2 separate regions of the Homo sapiens genome follow, and region 2 is linked to region 1. A link is an interaction called in ENCODE POLR2A ChIA-PET data of the cell type or tissue named here. Cell type or tissue: OCI-LY7. All regions are shown on one strand. Links, peaks and the distances in the headings refer to the core of each region. The heading gives the core; the rest is flanking DNA.

Evidence for each region. ChIA-PET counts read pairs that join two places held together with the same protein. Peaks named below come from ENCODE experiments on the same cell type or tissue, not always from the same donor. Only the 100,000 strongest peaks of a DNase experiment are listed, where the experiment ranks them.
Region 2: POLR2A ChIA-PET joins it to region 1 with 5 read pairs; 3 of 35 experiments call an interaction of 5 or more read pairs at or near these places.

The regions. Positions count from the first base shown.
Region 1 is chr6:156,980,135-156,985,514 of GRCh38, reverse strand. All of the region lies in intron 4 of ARID1B (AT-rich interaction domain 1B), which reads right to left. Among named protein-coding and RNA genes, the nearest start is that of MIR4466, 200 kb to the right of the region's middle. In OCI-LY7, for the core only: no CTCF peak of the experiment used is centred there; a DNase peak (open chromatin) is centred at 3,145; H3K4me3 peaks cover 381 bases; H3K27ac peaks cover 1,678 bases.
Region 2 is chr6:156,810,132-156,815,511 of GRCh38, reverse strand. All of the region lies in intron 1 of ARID1B (AT-rich interaction domain 1B), which reads right to left. Among named protein-coding and RNA genes, the nearest start is that of MIR4466, 33 kb to the right of the region's middle. In OCI-LY7, for the core only: no CTCF peak of the experiment used is centred there; no DNase peak of the experiment used is centred there.

The DNA.
Region 1 (5,380 bases), core at 76-5,075:
ACAATCCATTACAACCAATGTTTAAACGTGTGTCAATTAAATATGAGCAGACAGCCTTGCAATTAGAGTTTAAAGATTTACTTTTACTTCTTCCAGATCCATATATTGTCTTTCAAACATGAGCACCTTCTCTGAATTAAAAAACCTTCCTTTACATTTTATACACAAACGCTAAGTACAAAAATGCTTGCTAACTATGTTTATCAATGCAGCGGATATTATCACATTGATTTTAGAAAGAAACATGCCAAAAAGTATTATCAATTTCAAGCATTTTGAGTGATTTTAACAGAATCACAACATTATATTCTCACTTCTCTTTACTTTTCTTCCAGGATTGCTGTCAATAAAAATGTAGCTGACCTTAAGAGTCACAGCCTGAAAGAATCTCAAAATGGTCTAGAGTATATGGAAGCTTTCTTTCTGTAAGAACTTTAAAAATATATAAAGCAATATTTAATAACCTACTTTTATTTGGAAATGAAGTCTTACTCTCAGTCTCTGTATGAAAATAAAGTACTGGCCAGGTGCAGTGGCTCTCACTTGTAATCCCAATACTTTGGGAGGCTGACATGAGTGGATTGCTTGAGTCCAGGAGTTCAAGACCAGCTTGGGCAACAGGGCAAAACCCCGTCTCAACAAAAAATACAAAACAATTAGCCAGATGTGGTGGTGCATGCATGCCCGTAGTCCCAACTACTCATGAGGCTGAGGTGGGAGGATCACCTGAGCCCAGGGAGGTTGAGGCTGCAGTGTGCCATGACTGCACCACTGCATTCCAGCCTGGGCAAAAGAGCGAGACCCTCTCTAAAAAAGGAAAAGGAAATGAAAGGAAAGAAAAGTAAGAAACTCCATTTAGACTCAGCTAAATGTTCTGATTCCAAATTTCACACTGAAGTTTCACCCACAACTGCACCCCACCCACTACCCCACACCCAGCACTTGTAGATTCCTGTGTTCCTCACTTTACTTTTGCTTTCTAGTAACACCAAGTCACTGTCATGAACCCTTCACATTTCACTATCAACTTCCTAGTAAGTCAGTAAACACCAAGCAGGTCCTAGGACATTTTCACTTATCCAGAACGCCCTTTTTTTCCCAGTATTCTGGTACCTTAAAAGAGCATGGCAAAGAGCACTGTGGGGCAGAAGGAAGGATCTGAAAATTCCATTCTGATGAGACATCTAGGTAGAAATGTGAAGAGGTCCAAGGAGAAGCTGGAAAGAGAATTAGTTCCAATGATTATTAAACTAATGCCCCTGCCATGGCTCCCTCATTCTGGAGCTGCACCGGACTGCTGTGGGAGCATGCCTTGCTGTGCTGTTTCCCATCTCCAAGGTTTGTCCTGATACCTCCTGGAGACGCTCAACGAATCCCCTCCGAACTCCAGCCACTGCCTGTCCACAACCAGGTGCAAGAAACCCAGCCAGAACCCCACCCTTCCCAACTTCCTGATCCCAAGAAATGGGGAGAGGTAAAAAAAATGATTGTTTTAATAAAATGAAGTTTTGAAGTGATTTGTAAACGGAAACAATAGTGCTAACAATATATGTAGATGGAAAGCAAACACAGGAATGAGAAAAGCAAGGTCAATCCTAACTGGCTGAGGGGTGCAGGAAATCGGGTAACTAGAAGGAACAAATTAACACAGCTGGTATAACCTGAACAGCTCAAGAACTGGAGACCACCAGACCAAAACCAGATTTAAATCAAGAGTTTGTAAAGCCAGAGCATCTGACCACCATCATCCCTCTTCCATTGTAGACACCAAACCAGAAACGAGTAGGGCTCACACGGATGAGGTGGTTTGTGAAATGGCCACACAGTACATTAACAGCAAGTACCGAACACTGAGACCCTAAGCCCCTCAGCCCAGCCCCGTAATGTCAGCAACCAGGCTTAGACTTCACCCACCATGTCCTCCAAGCAGAACACGACCAGTGTCTTCTCTGGAGAAAATAAACTACTCCTGAGCATATTTCACATATCAACATGAGGAAGTCCCCAGTGAAAAAGCTGGCTGATCACATGATAACCCCAAAGAAATGCCTACCTGTCCACATGCCCAGCTCACACAGGAGGCCTCCAACCAGCCTGTTTTTGTTGTTTGTTTGTTTTTTGAGACTGAGCCTCGCTCTGTCGCCCAGGCTGGAGTGTAGTGGTACAATCTCGGCTCACTGCAACCTCTGCCGCCTGGGTTCAAGCGATTCTCCTGTCTCAGCCTCTCGAGTAGCTGGGATTACAGGCGCCTGCCACCAAGCCTGGCTAAATTTTGTGTTTTTAGTAGAGATGGGGTGTCACCATCTTGGTCAGGCTGGTCTTGAACTCCTGACCTCATGATCCACCCATCTCAGCCTATGCTGGGATTACAGGCGTGAGCCACTGTGCCAGGCCTTTCTTTTTTTTCTTTTTTTTTTTTTGAGACAGGGTCTCACTCTGTTGCCCGGACTGGAGTGCAGTTGTGCAATCTCGGCTCACTGCAACCTCCACCTCCCAGGCTCAAGCCATTCTCCTGCCTCAGCCTCCAGAGTAGCTGGGATTACAGGCACGCACCACTACCAATCAGCCCTTTAATGCACCTCACTCTTAAATAGGAACAAAGATTCTCACACTTTTGAGGAAGCCTCCTGCCTAAAACAGATTGTAAAAAGTAAAAAGGGTAATTCAGAAGAAACAGATAATGCAAGGAATAGAAGAAACATTGTAAAAAATAATAACATGCTGCTTGAGAGAGGAAAAGTGATTGCATACAGGAAATAAAGAATGCTATTAAAAAAGGAACTATGTATAAAGAAAAACACTTTGAATTAAAAAATATAAAGAGAAAAACAAGATAATTTAACAGTCAGATTGGCAGATAGAGTCAAGGTTATCTCCCACGCAGAAAACAGTAACAGAAAAGAAAAATCAGTGAAGGAAAGAAAAGATCAATAAATCCAGTATATCCAACACCCAGGAGCACCAGAATAAGAAAGCAGATTAAGGGAGAGAAAGAAATTACCAAATAACTATATAAGATAATTGCCCCAAAATGAAGAACAGTACATACTTAGTGCCCAGCACAATGAAGTACAAAAAAAAAAAAAAAAGACCCATAGAGACACACAGCACTATTTCGGGCATCACAGGCGAAAACCCTAACAGTTTCCAGGATCACACAGAAAGAAAGGGCAACGTCACAATGGCATCTAATTTCTCCACAGCAACAGGAAACATCAGAAAGCAGTAATAGCAGAAGTCAGAAGCTTTTATCTTTTAATTCTTAGAGAAAATTATTTCCATGCAGGATTGCTATATGTAGTCAATCAATTTAAATATGAGGGTATATAGTAAAGGTGTTTTGAAACATGCAAGGTCTAAAAAATTTACCTCCCATTCACATTTTCTCAAGAAGCTACTGAAAGATGTGCGCAGTCAAAATGGTAAGTGATCTAGGAAACGGGAGATCCACACATGAGGCAAACAGAAGAGTCACAAAAAAAAAAAAAGAGACATCCCAGGAGATGGCTGTACACATCTATCTCCTGCGTTAACAACCACTCCAAATTGTGGTGAAGACTATGGAAATCCAGAAGGGATGTCTCTTAAGAAAAAATACTGGAGCTGAAAAACTTCTCTGGCAGGTATGACCGCATGAAGACTGCACTGCCCAGTTGTTGGAGGGCACAGGAAGGCCCAGTCAGATGTTCAAAGAAAAGCATGTGAAAAAAAAACGAGGTAATGAACTCCAAGCAAAACTAAGTTATTATAGTATTACAGTATAAGTATAGTATAATGCAATATTTAGCTTAGTGAACAAGAGTTAAGAAGACATAATAACATAAACAGTAATGCAGTCTTAACCAAAACCTGATGGGATTAGATGGGTAGGACATTGAAGAGTGGGAAAGACACAGTGTACAGCAAGCTACAATCCTCATCTAATAGGAAGCCAGTAAATGATGCCAAACTGAGGAATTTAAAAGATAATATATAGCAATGATTGCATGTATATGTACATTTCTAAAGAAATATACATGTAACAAGACAATTTCATTTGATTTTCATCATCTATAAATTCATCATACATTCCTAAATTTTGTCTATTTTTGAAAACTTAGATGACCTGGGTTACAGTTTATCCTAGGAGAAAAGGATATATGTGCCTTAACTCCTTTTTGTTTCTGAATGCTTAATTCTATATACTCGATGTGAAGAACGGCAGAGACTCTCCATTGCCTGATCCAGCTACCTAGGTGGTTAATAATCCCCTATGCTCTACTTCACTACCACCCCTCAAAAGAAAGACATCAATCATCCATCCTGCCCACAGGTCATGTGGACCTGGAGCAATCTTAGAGGAAGAGACTAAGTCAGTGCTTTCTAACAGTCACACCAGCACTGCTCACCCTCAGAAGTAGACAAGGGAGGACAGTGGCTACAAGTCTCAAGAAATGAAATACCTTTCCAGTTTTTGCTAAGTCATGAGTTAAACCAACAAAAACAGTGGCTTCACTTACCTGCCATGATTACACAGATGTTTATGCTACAATGTAAACAACAAAATAAACACTAACTAGATTTATCATGAAATTGTTTCTTCCAACAAGTGAAAATGACTTAATTTCTGTGACCCTCCCTAAAATAATAAAAGATTTTCCCTAAAAATATAAACCAGTATCTGTGTATTCTTCTGTATGTCAAGGGCTCTTCACTGCCTCAGGCTGAAATCTGAGCTCCTGGGTACATTGAAAGCTGCCAGCCTTTCCCCAGACTGCCGGGTTCCGGGCTGCTGCACGGGTCCCTCCACTGTCTCAAAGGCCGTCCCTCCACTCCAGGGATCCCTGCTCAGGCTCCTGCAGATCCTCAGCCACAACAGTGCAGGCGATTTTACACGGCACTGTCTACGAGTAGCCCTGCCACTAAACCGGACTCCTCCTACGGGAAAAGCACTGCGTGGTTTCATCTCTGTATCCCCAATGACTGGCACATTGACTGGCACACAGAAAGGAGCTCAATGATTCTTATTTTGTTTTGTTTTGTTTTGTTTTTGAGATGTAGGTTGGCTCTTGTCGCCCAGGCTGGAGTGCAATGGCATGATCTCGGCTCACTGCTACCTCCACCTCCCAGGTTCAGGCAATTCTCTTGCCTCAACCTCCTGAGTAGCTGGGATTACAGGCGCCCACCACCACGCCCGGCTAATTTTTGTATTTTTAGTAGAGATGGGGTTTCATTGTGTGGGCCGGGGTGGTCTCGAACTCCTGACCGCAGGTGATCTACCCACCTCGGCCTACCAAATTGCTGGGATTACAGGTGTGAGCCATCACGCCCGACCTTCAATGATTCTTTTCCACATATACTTAGCAAATTACAATGACACTATGACTACGGATCTAAGCAT
Region 2 (5,380 bases), core at 58-5,057, 170 kb after region 1:
TATGAAAAGCACTGTTATTTTAAAAATGGGTGTGGGGAGAAAGGGAGAAAGGAGGAAAACTAAAGAAGTTACATTATCCTTTTCAGCCTAAAAAAGTTCAAAGTGTTTCATGCTAATTACACTCAATATCAATACCCTTCTGCTAAGTGAATTAATATACCAATCTAGCATCAGCGCACGAAGGATCTTTACTATCTTAAAATAATAACTAGAATGTATATGGACAAACTCAACAGTAGAAAATTTTACCCTACGTTACAAAATATACACATGTCTGGATATGTCTATATCAAGATAAAAAGAGCACTATCTTACAGTGGCATGCTACTTGTCTACTGCCAGCCATTTCAATTTCCCATACTCTTCTTTTCTTAGACTTTCTAATAAAAAAGCCATGACCAGAAATTTTAGGAATTTACAATGGAGACACAAAGTATATCCACTTTAGGTATACTCAAAACACGTAAGCACGCAGTCTTTCAACAATATTTGAATATTATTGTTACATACACACTTTTATATTGAATTTCTTGCTCACTATTTAATATTTAATAGTCTATTGATAATTGATGGGTCTTCACCTAAAAACCTGTCATCACAATTAACGGAGATTAGGCTAAAAAGCATTTGTTGTATTAAAAAAAAAATGAGGAGTACAGAACAAGGGATGAAAGGGGATTTTTAATAGTTATTGAGTATTATCCTCCCAAAAGTGAGACGGCATTGCCTACAACATCCTATTTCAAGTGCACCCACATAAACATCAAACTAGCCAAAGATTCTACTTTTCTTTACCATCAATCTGCCTTCTCAGAAAGATGCCCAATTCTACACAGGTCCCTAAATCTTGGGACCCCATCTCTCCCGCAAGCTCATGGTTGCATTTCCCACATCCTCAACATTAACTAAAAGCAGGATTGACCACGCCAAGCCAATTTGTTTTCAAAGGCATAATATAACTTCCAGAATATAGAGGCGGGCAGGCTTAAAACAACCCCCATTTGCTGCAATCCAATTCCAAACACAGCCTCTTTTAAATAAGACACCTTGAACTTAAAAGAAGTCCCCTGTGGAGACCAGATGTACTTTACATTGGTGCTTTTGTTTTTGAGACAGGGCCTCTCACTCTGTCACCCAGACTGTAGTGCGGTGGCAATCATGGCTTACCCGGCTCAAGTGATCCTCCCACCTCAGCCCCCATAGTAGCTAGGACCATAGGCGCGTGCCACCATGCCCAGCTAAGTTTTGTTGTATTTTTTGTAGAGACGGGGTCTTGCCATGTTGCCCAGGTTGGTCTGGAACTACTGGGCTCAAGTGATCCTCCTACCTCAGCCTCCCAAAGTGCTGGAATTACAGACGTGAGCCACCACTCCAGATGTATTAATATTTTACATTCCTTTCAGTACATGGAATTTTGATTCTTACGTATTCCTTTAAAAATAAACATCACCTTGTAAATTTACTCTATTATCTTGTGACCAAAGGCATTTTGTTTGCTGGCACACTGTACCCACTCTCGTGGTGCAGGCTACCGTGAAGAATCCACAGCGCGGGAGCATGAAGGCAGGGTCTGACCAGCGCACACATCCTTGAGATGGGGTCTGGAGGGCAGGCCCCTCCTGAACTTCTCGTGCTATTCCACTGCAAAAAAAACAGCAACAGCTCCCAGTTCTTGCTTGGCTCACAAGGATGCCCTAAGTATTGATAAGGTAATGTCTGCAAAGCGCTGTAAGCTCTGGAGAGAAAGGTCTTATGAAAGCCTAATATATGTCTAGGGTCACTCCTTAAGTGACACAAACTGGAATCATTTTGGAGAACAGGGTTCGACAAATTCAAATGCATATCAGTTTAACCCTGTCATTTAAAAAGAATCATATAAAGGGAAGACAGAATATTCTCTTACACATGTGCAAAGGTAGTGGAGACACAACACCGCACCTGAACACTTAATTCTAACTTCACTACTTCCTGTAACAGGATTCTACAGTATATCAGAAATTGTTTAGAGCAGTAATTCTCAAGGGTGAAAATGAATGAATGCTACATAAATAAGAACGAGGGTTACAAGGAGGGTCCGGTTAAAATACACACCCAGGATAGCCTGAGCGCAATGGCTCGCGCCTGTAATCCTAGCACTTTGGGAGGCCAAGGCAGGCAGATTGCCTAGCTCAGGAGTTCGAGACCAGCCTGGGCAACATGGTGAAGCCCCATCTCTACTAAAATACAAAAAAAAAAAAAAAATTAGCAGGGCGTGGCAGCATGCGCCTACAGTTGTAGCTACTCGGGAGGCTGAGTCAGGAGAATTGCTTCAACCTGGGTGGCAGAGGTTGCAGTGAGCCAAGATGGTGTCACTGCACTCCAGCCTGGCAACAGTGCGAGACTCCGTCTCAAAAAAAAAAAAAATATATATATATGTATGTATATACATACGTATGTGTGTATATATATATGTATATACATACGTATGTGTATATATATATGTATATACATACGTATGTGTATATATATGTATATACATACGTATGTATATACATACACACACACACACACACACACACACACACACACACACACACACCCAGGATTATAATTTTCTATTTGGAAAAGAAAGGAGGAAAGCTTTTTTTTTTTTTTTTATAACATACCACATGAAAGTGGAGCTTGATAAAATAATCTCAACTGTTGAGGATCTGTAGGAAAAGTCGAGCTTGTCCCATCAAGGGAGATGGGGGCTGCGGGCCTGGTCTTTTGGGAGGAGATACTGAAAGGTGGAAGGGGTGTAAGGAAACTTACATTTTCAAAAGAAGGCATGAGTTAGAAAGGATTGAGAAACAAAGATTTAGATGAAAGAGGAAACACATTACCTCAGAGGCCATGCCCATTCATTTATTTGTTCATTCAACATTGTTTAAACTGAAAAAATATTAATGTACAAGGCACTATGAAAAAGATAAGCAGAGGTATAAGAAGGTCCTTGACTTTAAGAAACAGAAGAAACAAAAGATGTATACAAATAATACACTGCAAAAATAAGCTTATAAATACTATAGGACAGAGGCTTATAAATGCCACTGTCCTATGAGTTCAGGGGAGAGTAACCACTTCTTTCTTGAAGAAATGGAAGGATTCATGGGGAATTCTTCATTTAAGGTAGATAATAATTAAAAAAAGAAATCAGCCTGGGCAACATAGCAAAACCAAAAAATACAAAAATTAGCCAGGTGTGGTGGCACATGCCTGTAGTCCCAGCTACTCATGAGGCTGAGGACAGAGGATCACTTGAGCCTGGGAGGTTGAGGCTGCAATGAGCTGTGATCATGCCACCACACACCAGCCTGAGCGACAAAGGAAGACCCTGTTTCAAATAAGAGAGAGAGAGAGATGCAGAAATATCAAGGCACAAATACAGCAACAACAGACAACATTTAATGAGCACCTCCTGTGCCCTCGGCACACTATAGGTGATTTACACACAGCACAACCAATGCGAACAAAAATCCTGCAAAGTAGTTAATGTTGCCAACCACTATTTTAGTTGAAGGAAATCATCTCCTAGAGTAGGTAATTTGCCCAAGGTCATATTATAATATAAGGGTCATGATGCTTTTTGGGGAAGGCATCTATATATATACCCCAACTGATATCCCTTGAGATAAGCAGAATGTAACTAGAAGACTTTCTTAGCCTGCTACAGAATGAATTGTGTCCCCCACCAAAATTCCTACATCAAAACCCTAATGTCCAATGTGATTGTATTTGGGACTAGCGTCTATGAAGAGGTAATGAAGGTTAAAAGAGGCCATGAGCATGGGTTCTAATCTGACAGGACTGCTGTCCTTATAAGAAGAGAGACCAGGCTTCTGGTACAGGCATGCACAGGCTCTTGCATCCTCTCTCTCCCCCTGCACATGCTCAGAAAGACCATGTGGGCACACAGAGAGGTGGCAGCTACCTAAAAGCCCAGGGAAGAGGCCTCAGAATGAAAACTACCTTGCCAGCACCTTGATCTCGGACTGCCAGCCTCCAGAACTGAGAGGGAGAAATTCTGTCTGGCATTTTGTCATGGCAGCATAAACAGACCAACAGAAACCACTGCTATTTTTATGAATTATAACACACAACCTGTAGTTGGCAGAATTCTAAAATAAATCCATGGGATTTATGCCCCTCGTATCCACACTTCTGTGTAATCCTCTCCTCTTGAGTACGGGTAAGACCTGTGACTGGCATCTAACTAAGAAAATATAGCAAAGGAAGAGACTTTGCCGATATAATTAAAGCCCCTCCTTAATCACATGACATTAAGTTAAAACAGTGGCCTGGATGGGCTTGACATAATCTGGTGAGCCCTTTAAAAGAGGGTCCAGGCCTTCCCAGAAGTTACAGATTCTCTCTCTGCTGGTGGCATTGAAGAAGCAGGCAGATATGAATTCTACAGCCACCAGGAAATAAATTCTGCCAACAGTCTGAGGCGGCCTTCCCCAGTCAAGCCTCTAGATGAGAATGCAGCCCGGCTGACACCTGGATTACAGCCTCTACGACCCCAAGCAGAGTATGGCAGCTAAGCCATGCCTGGACTCCTAACCTCCAGAAACTGACATAATCGATGTGTGTTCTTTTAAGCCACTCAATGTGTTATGCAGCAACAGCAAACTAATCCACAAGCTAATACAAATAATACACATTTCATATAGCTCTTCCTCACTCTTGCCCCTCCCACATAAGACCTGCTGCTGTGCAAAATATTGGTGTTGGTGCTCTCACATTCTCCAGAAGCCTGAAGACACACGATTCCAGAAGTTATTGGGGGCTGATTCCTCATCTTTCAGGCCTTGACTCAAGGATCACCTTCTATATCAAGTTTGTCTTGAAACCACCAGGCAAAATGAAAATGATCAAGAGATCAGAGACCCCTGAGGAAACCTGTGTTCTAAAATTTAGAAGGTTTGGTTGCCATTGTCTGTTTATGTGTCTTCTGGACACCAGAGGCTGTGAAATAGCAAGAGAGTTTACAAACCAAAGGAGAACACCCCTCTCGCTTTACAAGGAAGACAGAATGAGAGCAGGAATCCAACGCAGCTCCAGGAGCTGAGGCAAGTTCCTCAACCTCCCAGGCCTCAATCCCCTCATCTATAAAGCAGGCAGGCTGGCAGGTGGATCTTTGGTAAATGGCAGCTGTTACCATTTACACTTTTATAACCAGAACCTACCACAACGTATATCTGTAGATGGAATCAGTATGACAAAATATTCTTGAGAGGTCACCCTAAATTCTAACTCAAAAAATTGCAGAAATGCTAGCAATAATACCAATATAGGACAATGTGTACAAAATAGTGAACTGAAAATAAGTAGTTTAAACTGTGACTATTTAATAGTA